Linked DNA regions of Homo sapiens: all the other regions are linked to region 2. Evidence: chromatin contacts called from ENCODE Hi-C or POLR2A ChIA-PET data. All regions are on one chromosome and are shown on one strand. The core of a region is the stretch at or near the end of the contact, and the rest is flanking DNA. Distances in the headings are between cores, read along the strand shown. Region 1 holds the start of GLO1 (glyoxalase I). Region 2 holds the start of OARD1 (O-acyl-ADP-ribose deacylase 1). Region 3 holds the start of POLR1C (RNA polymerase I and III subunit C). Region 4 holds the start of GTPBP2 (GTP binding protein 2). Region 5 has its middle 14 kb from the start of ZNF318.

The links. A loop is a pair of places that touch in the nucleus more often than their neighbours do. ChIA-PET counts read pairs that join two places held with the same protein, here RNA polymerase II (POLR2A). Pooled maps may share reads with other maps.
Region 1: a map of CD8-positive, alpha-beta T cell shows a loop between it and region 2 (17-fold over the local background). The contact joins the promoter of GLO1 here to the promoter of OARD1 in region 2. A Hi-C loop is called at or near these places in 5 of 168 maps with a recorded cell type or tissue (CD8-positive, alpha-beta T cell, Right ventricle myocardium inferior, ascending aorta and 1 more), 1 of 37 single-sample maps with no recorded cell type and 25 of 50 pooled maps. POLR2A ChIA-PET finds 5 or more read pairs at or near these places in 2 of 52 experiments (OCI-LY7 and endothelial cell of umbilical vein).
Region 3: a map of B cell shows a loop between it and region 2 (10-fold over the local background). The contact joins the promoter of POLR1C here to the promoter of OARD1 in region 2. A Hi-C loop is called at or near these places in 1 of 168 maps with a recorded cell type or tissue (B cell) and 10 of 50 pooled maps. POLR2A ChIA-PET finds 5 or more read pairs at or near these places in 1 of 52 experiments (activated T-cell).
Region 4: a pooled map shows a loop between it and region 2 (36-fold over the local background). The contact joins the promoter of GTPBP2 here to the promoter of OARD1 in region 2. A Hi-C loop is called at or near these places in 2 of 168 maps with a recorded cell type or tissue (CD8-positive, alpha-beta T cell and naive thymus-derived CD4-positive, alpha-beta T cell), 1 of 37 single-sample maps with no recorded cell type and 12 of 50 pooled maps.
Region 5: a loop to region 2 is called in a pooled map, with 25 times the contacts of the local background. The contact joins the enhancer-like site here to the promoter of OARD1 in region 2. A Hi-C loop is called at or near these places in 1 of 37 single-sample maps with no recorded cell type and 8 of 50 pooled maps. POLR2A ChIA-PET finds 5 or more read pairs at or near these places in 1 of 52 experiments (B cell).

Annotation. Positions count from the first base shown.
Region 1 is chr6:38,701,559-38,704,558 of GRCh38, reverse strand. GLO1 (glyoxalase I) reads left to right here and starts at 1,414. Exons shown (of 6, transcript NM_006708.3): 1 at 1,414-1,588. The coding sequence starts at 1,505. RefSeq lists enhancers at 1,138-1,297, 1,478-1,577, 1,598-1,647, 1,680-2,272.
Region 2 is chr6:41,070,641-41,073,902 of GRCh38, reverse strand. It overlaps OARD1 (O-acyl-ADP-ribose deacylase 1), which reads left to right and starts at 1,547. Exons shown (of 6, transcript NM_001329686.2): 1 at 1,547-1,667; 2 at 2,228-2,307; 3 at 2,627-2,771. The coding sequence starts at 2,269. NFYA (nuclear transcription factor Y subunit alpha) reads right to left here and starts at 929. Exons shown (of 10, transcript NM_002505.5): 1 at 819-929. RefSeq lists silencers at 39-198, 229-858 and enhancers at 1,239-1,288, 1,319-1,528.
Region 3 is chr6:43,515,724-43,518,835 of GRCh38, reverse strand. POLR1C (RNA polymerase I and III subunit C) reads right to left here and starts at 1,747. Exons shown (of 9, transcript NM_203290.4): 1 at 1,658-1,747; 2 at 1,459-1,530. The coding sequence starts at 1,726. It overlaps YIPF3 (Yip1 domain family member 3), which reads left to right and starts at 1,910. Exons shown (of 9, transcript NM_015388.4): 1 at 1,910-2,109; 2 at 2,741-2,947. The coding sequence starts at 2,029. RefSeq lists an enhancer at 1,621-2,170.
Region 4 is chr6:43,627,775-43,630,644 of GRCh38, reverse strand. It overlaps GTPBP2 (GTP binding protein 2), which reads left to right and starts at 1,381. Exons shown (of 12, transcript NM_019096.5): 1 at 1,381-1,668. The coding sequence starts at 1,483. It also overlaps a transcript of MAD2L1BP not described here. RefSeq lists enhancers at 352-571, 1,192-1,371 and silencers at 1,432-1,571, 1,592-1,671.
Region 5 is chr6:43,382,234-43,385,246 of GRCh38, reverse strand. No RefSeq gene overlaps it. Among named protein-coding and RNA genes, the nearest start is that of ZNF318, 14 kb to the right of the region's middle. RefSeq lists an enhancer at 1,569-1,748. Within about 2 kb of position 1,351, at least 9 of the 41 ENCODE cell types and tissues checked have a DNase peak (open chromatin) inside an H3K27ac peak, as active enhancers do; they include B cell, where a contact is called at or near this core.

The DNA.
Region 1 (3,000 bases), core at 165-2,664, 2.4 Mb after region 2:
TTAGGGAACTAACAGATCCTCCCCAAACTCCAATCAGGTGGTCCTAATCCAGGTTGCCAATCGCAGTGCTTCAATCACAGGAGTAAGCACAGGTCCTAGGCCAGGCCAATCACAGCTCCTTCTTGGATTTTCCAATTTGATAAAATCCAGGCTGGCTGGATAAAATCCAGAGGGAGAGTTTACTCCCACTCCTAGTGAGAGAACAGCTGCCAAATTTCTAGTCTTATGGAGCTGGTGTCTGACAAACTGAAGCTGCGATGCAGAAAAAAGCTGAGATGAGAGACGGGGACATCTTGGTGGTGGCCAGGTGGCTAGTGCCATATACATCCCTGCCCAACCTCATTTTGGTTAGGTGAGCACCAGTCATTCCCATTTATTCTTTTAACAACAGGAAGTATTTAATGAGCATCTACTATTATGAGCCAATCATTGAAGACACAGTGATGACTAAGCCTTCCAGTGAACACAAAATATATATTAATGTAAAAAGTACTGCAAGTTATGGACATTTGGAACCTAAGTAGGCAAACCATGACTTAAATCTCATTTAGGCTGGGCACAGTGGCTACACCTGTAATCCCAGCACTTTGGGAGGCTGAGGCGGGAGGGTCACTTCAGCCCAGGAGTTGAGACCAGCCTGGGCAACATGGTGAAACCCCCATCTCAAAAAAATACAAAAATTAACTGGTCTTGGTTTTGCAGCCTGTAGTCTCAGCTAATCGGGAGGCTGAGGCCAGAGGACAGCTAGAGCCCCGGAAGTCGAGGCAGCAGTGACTGCAGTAAGCTGAGAGCACACCACTGCACTCCAGCCTGGGCGACAGAGCGAGACACTGTTAAAAAAATTAAAAAAAAAAAAAAAAGAAAGAAAGAAAGAAAAGAAAAAAGAAAAAGGAAAAGAAAACTTATTTAATTCTCAACAAATCCTGTTAGGAAGCTCAGAGAGGGTCAGTAATTATTGCAAGTTTCTAGCGCTAATATATAGCGGAACCAAGACTTGAACATAGGTTTTCGACTCAACAATTGTTTTAATTACTCTGCGCTGCGTAAACTGAGAAACCTCTGAATCCTTACAATTTTAAAAGAACAACTTACAGTTTTCAGTTTCCATCAGATTCCAATTTTCTACCAAATTGCAGCCCTGAGGTATGAATGGTTACCAAACTTTAGTTAAACAAACAAAATTAGCTCATTAAGTAACAGAGAAACCACTCTGCCCAGCCTGCATTTTTTTTTTTTTTTTTGTATGAGTTTGCCTCCTTTATGCGCAAGGCTCCTTGGGAGTTGTAGTCTGAGGCATAGTCCTGTGGGTGGAGGCGCTGACTCACTGGGACCCAATCAGCAGAGAGTCAACTTGCTCTCCGCGCAGCGATTGGCTGGAAGTCAGCGGTCTCCCGCCCGCGGCGCCATCGCGCCATTCCTAGTTAAGGCGGCACAGGGCCGAGGCGTAGTGTGGGTGACTCCTCCGTTCCTTGGGTCCCGTCGTCTGTGATACTGCAGCGCAGCCATGGCAGAACCGCAGCCCCCGTCCGGCGGCCTCACGGACGAGGCCGCCCTCAGTTGCTGCTCCGACGCGGACCCCAGTACCAAGGTGGGCACAGGACCGAAGGGAACGGCTCCCCCAGCTCCGCTGGGCCGGGACCGGGCCGCATTCTATCCAACCCCATCCCGCCGCCGCTGCAGGTCCGCCGGCCTCGGGCGGACGGGAGTGTGATGGGAAGAGGGATAATGGTGTTTGATGGGGCGATCGTGGGGCCCGCGAAGTGTGGAGGGGATCTGTTGCCTCAGCTAGTTTCAAAGACTGCGACCCTGTTTTGAATTGGCTTGTTTATGTTGCGACGGTGGCTGGAAGCCAGGCCAACCCAGGGTCAGCTTTCCCAAATCAGTCGCCAAGGCCCACGAGAACAGTAGTTTCAGAACTCCCAGAAATAGGTTCAAAGATGCCTGTCCTGTACCAGTCCTGCCCAGCCTCGTTTTTCCTTACCACCCTGACTGCAGTCTTAACTCCTGCAAACTAATTTGATCGCTCTAAGTTTAACCGCGCCCAGAATTTCACTTTTGCTTGCTTGGCCTTTGCTGTGGGTCACAACAGCCCTTCTTGCCTTCCTCATCTTCGTGGGGCCCAGGAGAGATTACAGAATCATAGAGTTTGGATCTGAAAGGAATCTTAGAAATTCCTTCTCTTACCCTCTCGTTTTACAGTAATGACCCAGTAAGAGAAATGACCTGTTGCATACAAAGGCTTTCACTTACCGAACATGTCTTTACTGGGTAAGAATCAGTGTAACTCACTCAGGTGTGGTGTTTCGGTTGCCTTGTTAAGATCAGACACAGTTGGCGGGCGCGGTGGCTCACGCCTGTAATCCCAGCACTTTGGGAGGCCAAGGCGGGCGGATCACGAGGTCAAGAGGTAGAGACCATCCTAACACGGTGAAACCCCGTCTCTACTAAAAATACAAAAAAATGAGCTGGGCGTGGTGGCGGGTGCCTGTAGTCCCAGCTACTCGGGAGGCTGAGGCAGGAGAATGGCATGAACCCGGGAGGCGGAGCTTGCAGTGAGCTGAGATCGTGCCACTGCACTCCAGCCTGGGCGACAGAGTGAGACTCTGTCTAAAAAAAAAAAAAAAAAAAAATTCAGGCACAGTAACCGCTGTTTATTCCAGTGAAGTCATCAGTGTCTGTAAACACCTTTGTATTTATTTATTTGACTACATCATTTGTAAATTCCTTGAAGATTGAATATGTGCTTCGTGCAGACCTTTAAAAGGGGTAGATAAGTGGTCCATGACTCTGGTCCCTGCTTGTTCTTTACCTTCAGGGCAAAGAGTCAGACACATCTCATTGCTAAAACTTTTGACTAGCACCTGGTACTTGGCTTAGGAAAAATGTTAGTCATTGCAAAATTAAGGGGGAAGGTAAAAAAATTCCGTCATGCCCATCTCACTTGTATATCCCTTAATATTAATACCTGGTTTTTTCATATAATGTAAATTGAGTCACTCA
Region 2 (3,262 bases), core at 298-2,797:
CGGAGGTGTGCGGTCCTGCCACTGCGAACGGGGCGGGGAAGAGAGGAAATGACGAGCCAAAAGGGGTGGTAACGGCGCCGGGCCGGAGACCCGGGCGGAGCGGGCTGGGAGGAGGGGCGCGGCGGAGCAGGGGGAGTGGGCGAACTAACGGCCCCCTCTCCCCACCAGGGAGACAGCGGGGGCGGGCCCATAGGGCTCCGAGGCGTGGGCGGGCCAGCCCCGTTGCCAGCCGCACACGGGACCCCGCGGCCGCGGCGCGCACCCTCCCCAGGCCTCCCTCCCGACCTAGAGGGGCTGCAGATAAGACAGACCCGGCTCGCTGGGAGCGGGGAGCGGGGGGCGCGGGCCCCGGGGAGGCTTCCTGTCCCAAGGGCCGGAGAGTGGAGAGTGCAAGGGCAGGTTTAAGTTTGCGGCCAGAACGACCAGGAGGAAATCGCCGAGGCCCAGGGCGCGCATGTGTCCCCTAGTGTAGGGCCATTCGTGGCCCCAGGCCTGGGGCCTGAGAACCTGGGCCTGAGTCGGGGAACAGGGACGCATTCCCAACTGGCCCTGGCACCCTGCGAGGGTCGGAGCCCCGAGGTGCCTGCTCCCCGAGGCGCCATCCCCGCGCGGGGCGGCCCCTGCAGGCCTCGGCCGGGAGTGCCCCGAGGCGCTCGCAGGCCCCGGGCCGGGGCCGCTGGCCGCCCGGCTCGGCTAGGCTCAGCTCGACTCCCCGGGCTCGACGGGCGCCTGGGCCTCTCCTGAGTGGTCAGCGAGACCCGCCAATCGGGGCGCTGGGGCCGGCTCTGGGCCGCTGGATATTGGCTCCTCACACTCACCGTGCCTCGCTCCCCCGGTTCGCTGCCCGCGCTGATTGGCTCCAGTACCGGACTCCGAAACCCAATCAGAGGCTCCAGCCGCCGCTGCCGCCGCCACTGCCGCTGCCTAGCAAAATGGCGAACCCGAACAAAGGGGAATCGGGCCTCCCTCCAACCGCCTCCGCGCAGGCGCCTCTGAGGCCACGCCCACTAACTCCAGTTCAGGGATCGCCCCACCCCTTCGGAGGAGCAACGCGCAGGCGTTCCCTGAAGCCACGCCCACCTTCCCGCTTTGACACCACCCCCAGTGAAAGGAATACGCAGGCGCTTTCCAGACGCGCCAGACCCTTCAACTCAAAACGCTGCCTTGAGCTTAGTACTACGCAGGCGCTAACTAGCCCCTTTGCCAGCTGCCCACCCCTTTCCAAGTGGCCACTAGGACACACCCCTGCGGCTAATGCGCAAGCGCCACTTTTCCCGACTCGTGGGGCAGTTTCGTTACGCATGCGCGGGCGGCGGCGGGAAACCACGGAATTTACTGCCGGAAGTTCGGCGGCCTTCGCCAAAGAGTGTGGGCTCGGCTAGCAAGCTAGAGGGGCTCGTTTCCGCCCCGCTACCGGGCGGGGGCGGCCATCTTAGATGCGTGCAATTAAGGGCTTTGGCGGGATTGGCTCCGCGTTTGGGCTGGTCCGCTGCTCCCCACCTACCAGGGTCGGATCCGGAGCCCTTCCCCGCGGGGCGGGGACCTCCAAACAACCGACTCCTTTCCAGGTGAAGGGTGACTTGGGTACGTTGGGGCTTTGAGCGAGCCTCCCCGCACCCTCCCATAGGACCCCAGGACAGACTGCGTCCTCGCTGACCCGCCCTAGGGTAGGAGACAGAGAATGGGAGGCTTCAATAGACTCTTTCCTTCTCCCACGCACCCCCCAAAAAAGTGGGGGGTGAACGTTCCTTGAGAGGCCGCCTTCCTTTCCCCACGCCTGGGGCTCAGCACGCCAGTACCCTGTACACTCTGTGGTTGCGGCTTAACGGGACTGTGGCCAAGTCCCTTCTGTTTTCTTCTAAGCCAGACCCACTGGGGAAATACTTTTGCGTCGTGCAGAGAAAAGGAGACCGTCCTAAATCGGCCTTGCTCCGGAGTGGCCCTGGAGAAAGGAGGAGGCGTGTCTTAGGGATGGGCTTTGCTTCCGCTGACGGAGCGGGGCGCTCCAGGAAAGCACGAAATGAGAGCGGGTCGAGACAGCCTCCGAACCTAAGCGTTCTTCCTCTTTGCCCCAGAAGGGTTTTGTATTACGTCCCAGGGGCCGAACAAACTCACATTCATCGATAAACGTTGGGGAAAAAAGCCTATTAAGTGGTTGTACAGGGCAATCAGAATATTATATACTAAGGCTGCCTAAGCATTTTTACTTCCTTTTCCCTTCTCATAGCTGAAGAAACACTTAAATTCTGGAAATAGCGACTCAGTATCATGGCCAGCAGCCTTAATGAAGATCCAGAAGGAAGCAGAGTGCGTAACAACTATTGACTTATTGGTGAACTGAAATTCGTAATAATGGAGGTCAAAAGCATAAACACTTTTTAATTAAATTAATGATTGCATTATCTTTTTTTCTCTCTAGCTGATTTACTTTAAAAAGGCTCAAAATTCTAGGCAGGGATCATCCATTACTTTCCTTTTACACATGCTGTAATTGGTTTGGCTTTAAATCAGATTGGAGGAAGGGGTGCCGGGAGAGGTAGTCGTGGGGGACACAAAATACAGAAAAATAGCTTAGTATTTTACTGTATCTAATAAAACATTGTCTTTTCCTTTGCACATTTTTTAGATCACTTATGTGAAAGGAGACCTTTTTGCATGCCCGAAAACAGACTCTTTAGCCCACTGTATCAGTGAGGATTGTCGCATGGGCGCTGGGATAGCTGTCCTCTTTAAGAAGAAATTTGGAGGGGTGCAAGAACTTTTAAATCAACGTGAGTTTTGGAAACCACTTACCTGGTTTGCCCTGGCTAGAGCACCTTTTAATCTGTTACACTTTAATAAAATATGCGTGTAAAGAGGGGATTCCTAAGAACCAAATGTTTTTAAGATTTTCCTCCCCAAGAATGGCCTCTAGTTTAGACGTTTACCATATCAAAACCCAACTCCTGTGAAGGTTTTTAATCTCTTCCTCTTGTATCATGAAACTTTCTTGACGATATTACTGTACTTCTCTGAAACTTGAAATAACTCTGAGATGCTTAGTCTATAGGTTGGCATTCAAGATCCTTTACTTACCAATATTCTGCTTTCTCTTCAAAGAGGAATTTAGAAACCTCTTCTTCCTTACAGACCCCTCCCATCACTTTCTACGGGCCACTTTAAACCAGAAATGTGCACTAGAATCCTATGTAAAGCTTCTGCAACAGTTTCTCCGACCACATTCCAGGCTTAACAGCATCAGTGTCCACAGTGATTCTTAGCC
Region 3 (3,112 bases), core at 498-2,997, 2.4 Mb before region 2:
AGTGGCGCATGACTGTAGTCCCAGCTACTCGGGAGGCTGAGGCAGAACTGCTTGAACCCGGGAGGCGGAGGTTGCAGTGAGCCAAGATCGCGCCACTGCACTCCAGCCTGGGACATAAGAGTGCCTCATGAAAAGCAAAGAAAAAAATCTCCTCCTTTTTTGAACTATTCCCCTGGTTTCTGAGCTCTGAGCTCCACTCTTCTTCCTTCTCTGATGATCGACTTCCACCCATCTCTAAATTTGCCAGGTTCTTGTCTCTCTCCCAGGTCACCTTAACTGTACTAACAGTTTTAGCAACTATCTGTTCTGACAACTCCCAAAATGTTATCTCACTTCTGATCTCATTTCAAGCATGCAGTCTTCTAGCCTGCTAGATTTCTCCACATGCAGAAAACAATGCATCATCATTCCCGTTCCCCAGACCCATTTCTCCTCTCAGTAAATGATACCACAATGCATCAAAGCAGTTCCCAAGCCAAAAAGTCATTTTATGCTACCCCCACAGCCTTTACCAAAGCAATCATAAATTTACCTTCTATTCTACCTTTGCTCTATTTCTACCATCAGTCTTAGTTCATGTCTTCAACCTCAGCTTCCCTTACAACAGATCTGCCTGCTCCATATGATCCTCCTCAAACTCATTCCCTCCCAGCCACCAAGGTTGCAAATCTCATCATGTCTGCTTAAGAACTATTCAATCTCCCTATCATCAACAGTGCCCAAGACACACTTCAACCTTGCCTACCACTCATGCCAGAACTACTTGGACATGCCCGGAGCACACTTCACACAAGCCATAATTTTTTTTCAAGCATTAACCTTTTTCATTGTTCATACTTTATTCCTTGTATCAACAGGTTAAAAAAGTAAAATTTTCCCAAGCACTGATTTACAGATCATGTTTATAAGCTGCACGCAAAGGTCAGTTGCCTAAACGGTAACATTCAGTAATCTATTTAAATGCAATTTTAACCCTTATTTTAAGCTAAGTGAAACAATACAAAAGACTAAATACACACAAAACCTGTATATCCTGAACTTCACTGACTTGAAACAAACCCTTCATAATTTAACTCCTGTTCTTTTTTACTTACCATTCAAGGCTCAATTGAGATGTACCCTCCTCTTGAAATGTTAAGTACCTCTCCGCCCCTCTTCCTGGTCTCAGCGTAATGCTCCCCACCCCAACCCTGCCGTCTTCATCGCTATCAACCACCTTCACCATATTACACTAGATTCACTGTTTATACACACCATTCCTCAACAAGACTGAACATCTTTGCAGAACTGGGTAGAAACCGTGTCTAATTTGGCCTGTAAACGGAGCGTCTAGCACATTGCTCAACAAACTTACAAACGGAGCGACCCCCAAGAGCAGCTTCTGAGACAGACACAGGCTGCTCAGACCACAAGGTCTGGCCTTCATAACCCTCCCCAGACAACTCCGGCCCCACTTACCTTCTCGAAGCGGTCCTGGTCCCAGGCATCATCATAACCGGAATAGTTACCGGGAAAGTCAGTAGTATGGACCTAGAGCAAAGGGACGAATTTGTCCACGAAGGGACAGTGAGCCCACAGCTATCCCCACGCCAATCCCAAGACCCATCCCTGTTCCGCTCTCATTCCTCCCGCCCGAGCTCAAGGCCACAAGGCTTACATTGCGAACCCCAAACTCCCCCAGAACCACGCGGCTCCGCATTTCCTCCACCGCCTGAGAAGCCGCCATCTTCAATCTCTCCACGAGACTAGAGGTTCTATCTCGCGCGTGCGTCCTAGTAGCCCTGCTCCGTCTCCGTGGCAACGCACCGCCTCCTGGAATCTTAAATATCGCGAGATTTTTCCCCGCCCCCGTCCACGTCCCCAGCTTCCGGAAGTTGCTTTTGTCCAAACATCCGGGCTTCTCCTTTTTGTGTTCCGGCCGATCCCACCTCTCCTCGACCCTGGACGTCTACCTTCCGGAGGCCCACATCTTGCCCACTCCGCGCGCGGGGCTAGCGCGGGTTTCAGCGACGGGAGCCCTCAAGGGACATGGCAACTACAGCGGCGCCGGCGGGCGGCGCCCGAAATGGAGCTGGCCCGGAATGGGGAGGGTTCGAAGAAAACATCCAGGTAATGGCCCCAAGGCACCAGCTGCCAGCAGCCGGAGGGCCGGCGATGTCCAGAAGTGTCTTGGGGATTCCCCCTCTGGGCCTGGAAGTCCGCTCCATTTACAAAACTCTCTTCTTTGGGTCTTCGTGCACACTAAAGTCAGTGGGATTAACATTGACCTGAAAGGGCCAGACTACTACTCCAGCCTGAGGATCTCGGGTTTCAGGGCCCGCCCGAGGCATTAGGAAGAAGGTATTCTTGGAACAAGTTAGGAGGTTGGTCGGGGTAAGGCATGGAGTGGGGTTGGGTGGGATTCACTGGCATTCGCTGAAAACATACTATGTGTATAGTTTTGTTTGGGGCTTAGGAAAGAAGGAAATGGGCACTTTTTCAGCCTTTTAGTCTTTGATAGGTAACATAGGAGAAAGACATGAATGGAAGACTAGTAGGTTTCCCAGGCTAGAAAAGATAGCCAAAGCTAGAAACCAGGCGTTCTGAGAGCATATGAGGGGGAATGGAGTGGCATGATCTGTAGTGATTCCAAGCCGTATCCTCAGCAGTGGAAGAACAAAGCCCTAAACCCTGGGATGAGCAGAGGACTTAATGGATGGAACAGAAAAGTCCTGCACTCTAGGAGCCATTGTCTTCACAGGGCGGAGGCTCAGCTGTGATTGACATGGAGAACATGGATGATACCTCAGGCTCTAGCTTCGAGGATATGGGTGAGCTGCATCAGCGCCTGCGCGAGGAAGAAGTAGACGCTGATGCAGCTGATGCAGCTGCTGCTGAAGAGGAGGATGGAGAGTTCCTGGGCATGAAGGGCTTTAAGGGACAGCTGAGCCGGCAGGTGGCAGATCAGGTAAGCAAGATTGAATCCTCTGCAGGTAGAAAAGTAGACCTAGGTATGTCCCGTGTTCTGGAATTGGTGTTGGTGATGTTCGCCCCAGGTTGTCCAGTTAGAACCATGTAGAAATCAAACGGAAAATAGGCAACAGGATCTAGAACCAACAGTACCACAATACCT
Region 4 (2,870 bases), core at 132-2,631, 2.6 Mb before region 2:
CAGCCTCGCGAGCAGCCGGGATTACAGGCATGCGCCACCACGCCCAGCTAATTTTTGTATTTTTAGTAGAGACGGGGTTTCGCTGTGTTGGCCAGGCTGGTCTCGAACACCTGACTTCAGGTGATCCGCACACTCCTTGGCCTCCCAAAGTGCTGTGATTTACAGGCGTGAGGCACCGCACCCGGCTGAGTTGTTTAATTTCTTGACCGTGTATGAGCACCTCGCAGTTCGAGAAGAGGGGAGAAGTGGACACACTGTGAGTGGTCTGAGTCATGAGACAGCCATGCGGCTGTGAATTGAGCCCTAGCGTCCTGACTCGCAGCTCAGCAACATAACTGCTTTTCCACCCTGCCTTTCTGTGTTCTGTGCACTGGCTTATGTCGCTGAATGTATGTACTCTGTAGAGTGCAACAGCACTAAAGAGCTGGAGATTGCTTCACAAGAGAGTCAAAAGCCAAAAATCCCCTGTGGCCCTAGGCCAAGTTTCTATTCCCGGCCACTGCCCCGCCCTCGTGGTGGTTGGTGTAACCCGAGCCCTAGCCCCGCCCGAAGTAGGGGCCAGGCCCCTCCTACAGTCTTGGCCGTTTAAAACCAAACTCAGTTCTTCCCGATTGGTTCTGCTTCAAAACAAAGGGGAGGAGGAATACTCGCTTTGGGTATGCTTGCAGCCTTCGGGGAGGAAGCTGGTTTACGGGTTCGGGTCTCGTGTCGGGGCCACCGCGGTGCCTCCGGTTATTAAAACCAGCCCCTGGACGGTGCCAGCCTGGTAATAAAGCAGTGACTACTATGTAAAGGTAGCATAATCATCCCAACAATAACAGCCGTAATTTGGCTAATCACCATCCGCCTCCGCCCTGGCGTTCGCCCTGACTCACCCCAGCGGCACGCGGGCCATAGGGGAAGAAACTGAGGCAGAGGCGGAGCCAGCAGGCTGGCGGCACCAGTAGCCTCAGTTCTGCAGCTCTCGAGGTCCAAAACCTGTTGTCTAGGATCCGCGCTAAAGGGCCAAATCCCGGAGCGCCCACAAAGCTCGATTCTGATGTAAGCTCTTCTACGCTGGTGTCCTCGCGTCCCCACCCCAGGCCTCGAGGCTCTAAATTCCCCCCAAGTCCTAGAAAAAGAACATAGCGCGAGGACTGGAAGTCAGACTACAGCTCCCTTAAGCCTTTGCGCGCCAAGGCGCGCTCCTTCCCCACGCCTCCGACGACTCCCGCGGCCACTTGCGCCGCGATGCCTCCTGGGAGTTGTAGGGCGGCGACGTGTCATTTAAGTGAATTCCCAGGCCTGGGGACTCTATATCCCGTGGTGCCCCGCGGCTGTTTCTGACGCGACCCGGAGGCCAGGGAGGTGGGGGGCGTAGCTTGTGCAGAGCCCCACCCCACTCTGCTCAGGCCGGCCGGACACGGCAGTGGCAGTAAGGGCGGCGGCGACGGCGGCGGCGGTCGGGGGAGGGGCCGGGCGGGGGGCTGGCGGCAGCGGCGGATGGACTCGCGGGTATCGGAGCTGTTCGGCGGCTGCTGCCGGCCCGGAGGGGGCCCGGCCGTGGGCGGAACCCTCAAGGCTAGGGGGGCCGGCAGCAGCAGCGGCTGCGGGGGGCCAAAGGGAAAGAAGAAGAACGGAAGGAACAGAGGGGGCAAAGCCAACAACCCCCCGTATTTGCCCCCCGAGGTGAGCACCTGAGAAGTGGTAGGGCGGGAAGAAGCCACTCTTTCCGGCCCAGGACTCTAGGGAGGCGGGACCCAGATAATTAATCTCCCCTTCCGGTGTCGAGACCCCAGGGAGGAGGGGCACGGGAGGAGAACACCTCTTTCAGGTCCCGGGACCCCAGGGAGGAAGGGCAGAGACTGGACTCTCAGGTGACAGGACCTCAGGGAGGAAGAGTGGAGAGGGAGGACTCCCCCTTCTGATCTAGATTACCCCAGGAGAGAAGTAGAGAAAGGGGATCCCAGGAAGAGCACCCCGACCAACTGCGTGTGCCGCCATAGGGCAAGAGAGACTGCATCCTGGGACGAGAGGCAGACAGTAACCACCACTTCTTCTAAACTTGTTCCACAGGGAGAAGGGGAGTACCCGGGAAAAGAGCAATATGTTCCACACGGACACACACACAGTACTCGGGAAAAGAGCAGTATGTTCACTACACACACACACACACACACACACACACACACACAGCCTAAGCCAGTGGTTATCAAACTTTGGCATGTATCGAATCACCCGGATTGCTGGCCCCCAACGCCTGGCCAATTTTATTTTTTTATTATTTATTTATTTATTTTTTTTGAGACGGAGTCTCTGTTACCCAGGCTGGAGTGCTGTAGGGCTATCTCAGCTCACTGCAACCTCGGCCTCCCGGGTTCTCAAGCGATTCTTCTGCTGCAGCCTCCCGAGTAGCTGGCATTACAGGTGCCCGCCACCACGCCCAGATAATTTTTGTATTTTTAGTAGAGATGGGGTTTCACCATGTTGGCCAGGCTGGTCTCAAACTCCTGACCTCAGGTGATCCACCCGCCTCGGCCTCCCAAAGTGCTGGGATTGCAGGCGTGAGCCTCCGTGCCCAGCCTAGAATTTCTGATTCTTTCTTACTAGTGAGGATGGGCCTGAGAATTTGCATTTCTTATAAGTTCCCGTGTGATACTAATGCTGCTGGTCCCAGGACCTCACTTTGGGAACCATTGGTCTGGGCCCTAGACTGTCATTCTTGTACCACATTTTTTGAAGCCACCCATCCCCAGAAAAATGATTAAAAGGTTTTTATTGATGGGGAAAAAAAATAATCTCCTTAACACACCATGAAGTGGAGATTATGAGTGAAGACCTGTTAGGGCCTGGGAGCCAGACAGCCTTGAAGGGATGGAATGATAGGAAGG
Region 5 (3,013 bases), core at 102-2,601, 2.3 Mb before region 2:
CTTATCTGGTCACTTGAAATGAAGCCATACTTGAGTGAGATTCAGAGGAAGAAAAGGTTCTCCAGCTGGTCCAGTCTGCAGTGCAACTTAGTCCTTGCGATCCTTATAATGTTCAAAGTGTTTGTGGCAGACTGAGGTACTTTATCATCTATGGCATGTCCTGATAGAATAATCATAGCAGAGGCCCTCTGAGCATGCCTTTTGGCAGGTAAATATTCTCTCTTTGAGAATCAGCTCTCAGCTTGCTGCTGGGCCACGGACACAGCATGATCATGGAACCCAGCATGATCACAGCATAATCATGAACTGGCTATCATCTGGTCTTCCTAGGTATAAAGCTGGTTCATACCTAGGACATGGATCCATTATCAAGTAGAAATGACATACACAAAATGAGGCCACAGCAGATCCTGAAAACACAAATGGCTCCTAGCACCCACACCACTACTTCTGCTGCATTGCTATTTCATCTACCACTATAACCAATGAAATGGGCCTTGTTACCAGACTGCAGTGGAATAAAGTCATGATTAGTTTGTAGCTGTCTTCACCTAATGTGCTGGCATTAGAAAGAAATGGGCTGCTGTGATACTGTGGCCCCCAATCAAGGGTGACCCTGAAGGACACTGAGGATAGTCAGGACTTCAAGAAATACAACTACCTGACCAGTTTTCCCAGAAGGAGAAACAGGTTAAGAGTCTACACTGATTTGGCCGGGCCCGGTGGCTCATGCCTGTAATCCCAGCACTTTGGGAGGCCGAGGCAGGTGGATCACGAGGTCAGGAGATCGAGATCATCCTGCCTAGCATGGTGAAACCCCGTCTCTACTAAAAAATACAAAAAAAACCCCAAAAAAATTAGCCAGGCATGGCGGCACGCACCTGTAGTTCCAGCTGCGTGAACCTGGGAGGCAGAGCTTGCAGGGAGCTGAGATCGCGCCACTGCACTCCGGCCTGGGTGACAGAGCGAGACTCCATCTCAAAAAAAAAAAAAAAAAAAAAGAGTCTGAGGTTAATGGTTTGGCTAGATGATTAGGGAGTTAGAAGTGATATTAAAATGAAGTTGGAGAAGTATAATGTGGAAGAACTTCTTAAAATGGTTCCCAAATGTGACAGTATCTGTCATGATTCAGTTGCAGACCACAGATACCACTCTACTTAATTTAAGGGAGAAGGGCGTTATTACCAGGGATCACGTGTGGCTTACACAATATTTGTAAGGGGTAGGGGAAGAAGCTTTAGGTGGAGCTTGTAAGAGCACTCCCCACACCCAGAATCTCACTGATTCTGCTATGCTTGGGTAAGCTATGGCTTCCACTGCAGGAAACCAGCAAATCAGCACGTCGGTAACCACAGAACCACACTTCCTCTGTCATGATTCACAGCAGCAAAGTGAATACTTCATATCCTGCCTCTTTCTCCACATCACTCAGTTAACTGGGTTTCACATTCAAGTCTCATGGGAATATACCTGATTGGCAAAAATCTCAATTACACCTGAAACCATAACTGTAATAGGATCTGAGAAATACAGCTTTTATCTTTCTAGACTCTCAGTATAGAAAGGTACGAAGGAGTTTAGAATGTATGTTGAGAAAACCAGTCTAAGGAGTTTAGAACGTATGTTGAGAAAACCAATCTACTATAATGAGAACATTTGTGCCTCGTGAGTAGAAGAGGGTTATCAACAATCAGGTAGAGAAGATGAACTGCTCTATGGATGGTATCCACCCTTTCCCCTAGTTACACCAGAGTGTGCTGTATGAGCTTGTGAACAAAGTGACCATGGGACCACTGATGGAGGCAATGCATGTTGAGTGTAAAGGCTCAATCACGTGGACGTTCTCACACTAAGATTGACCTGCTACTGCCAGTTTGGACCTCTTCCTTCATGGACAGGGCAGTAATTTATCTTCATTGTAGAAGAAACTTACTTTAAATTTCTATATATTTTTCCTACTCACTGTATTTTTGCCAGCACCATCCAGAAACTTACTGAATGACTCATAAGGCATTCAACATGACATCCCACACAATGATGCTTTTGGCCAAGGGAGTACTTTTACGGTGGAAGAAGTAAGACAGCTGGGATACACAATTCAACTCTTCTGGGATTCCTTATTTAGTTTTATTGTATATTCCAGCTAGTCTTATAGAATAGGCTTACTGAGGTCTTAGTTTTTATTTTGCCAACTGGAGACAACATCTCATAAGATCATAGCGGTATCAGCCGGGTACGGTGGCTCACGCCTGTAATCCCAGCACTTTGGGAGGCCAAGGCGGGTGGATCACTTGAGGTCAGGAGTTCGAGACCAGCCTGACCAACATGGTGAAACCCCATCTCTACTAAAAACACAAAATTAGCCAAGCGTGTTTGGCACATGCCCGTAATCCCAGCCACTCGGGAGGCTGAGGCAGAAGAATAGCTTGAACCCAGGAGCTGGAGGTTGCAGTGAGCCGCAATCGCACCATTGTACTCCAGCCTGGGTGACAAGAGCAAAACTCTGTCTCAAAGAAAGAAAGAAAAAAAAAGATTAGAGTGGTATCCTACAGAATGTGACATAAGCTCTGAAATAGTGACCAACGATGTGGAGCATTTCTCTCATAACCAAAAATATACAAGGGTGGGGATGAGATATATAGGTGAGGTGGTACCTATTACAGTTACACTTGTGGCTGGGCGTGGTAGCTCACACCTGTAACCCCGGCACTTTGGGAGGCTGAGGCAAGGGAATCTCTTGGGCCCAGGAGTTCAAGACCAGCCTGGGGAACATGGCAAAATCCAGTCCCAACAAAAAGTACAAAAAATTAGCAGGGTGTGGTGGCATATACCTATAGTCTCAGCTACTTGGGAGGCTGAGGGGTGGGAGGATTGCTTGAGCCCAGGAGGTTGAGGCTGCAGTGAGCCATGATCATGCCAGCCCGGCCAACAGAGTGGGACAGTTTCTCAAAAAAAAAAAAAAATACACTTGTATCCTTAACAAATTACTACAAACTTGGAAAGTAAAAAACAA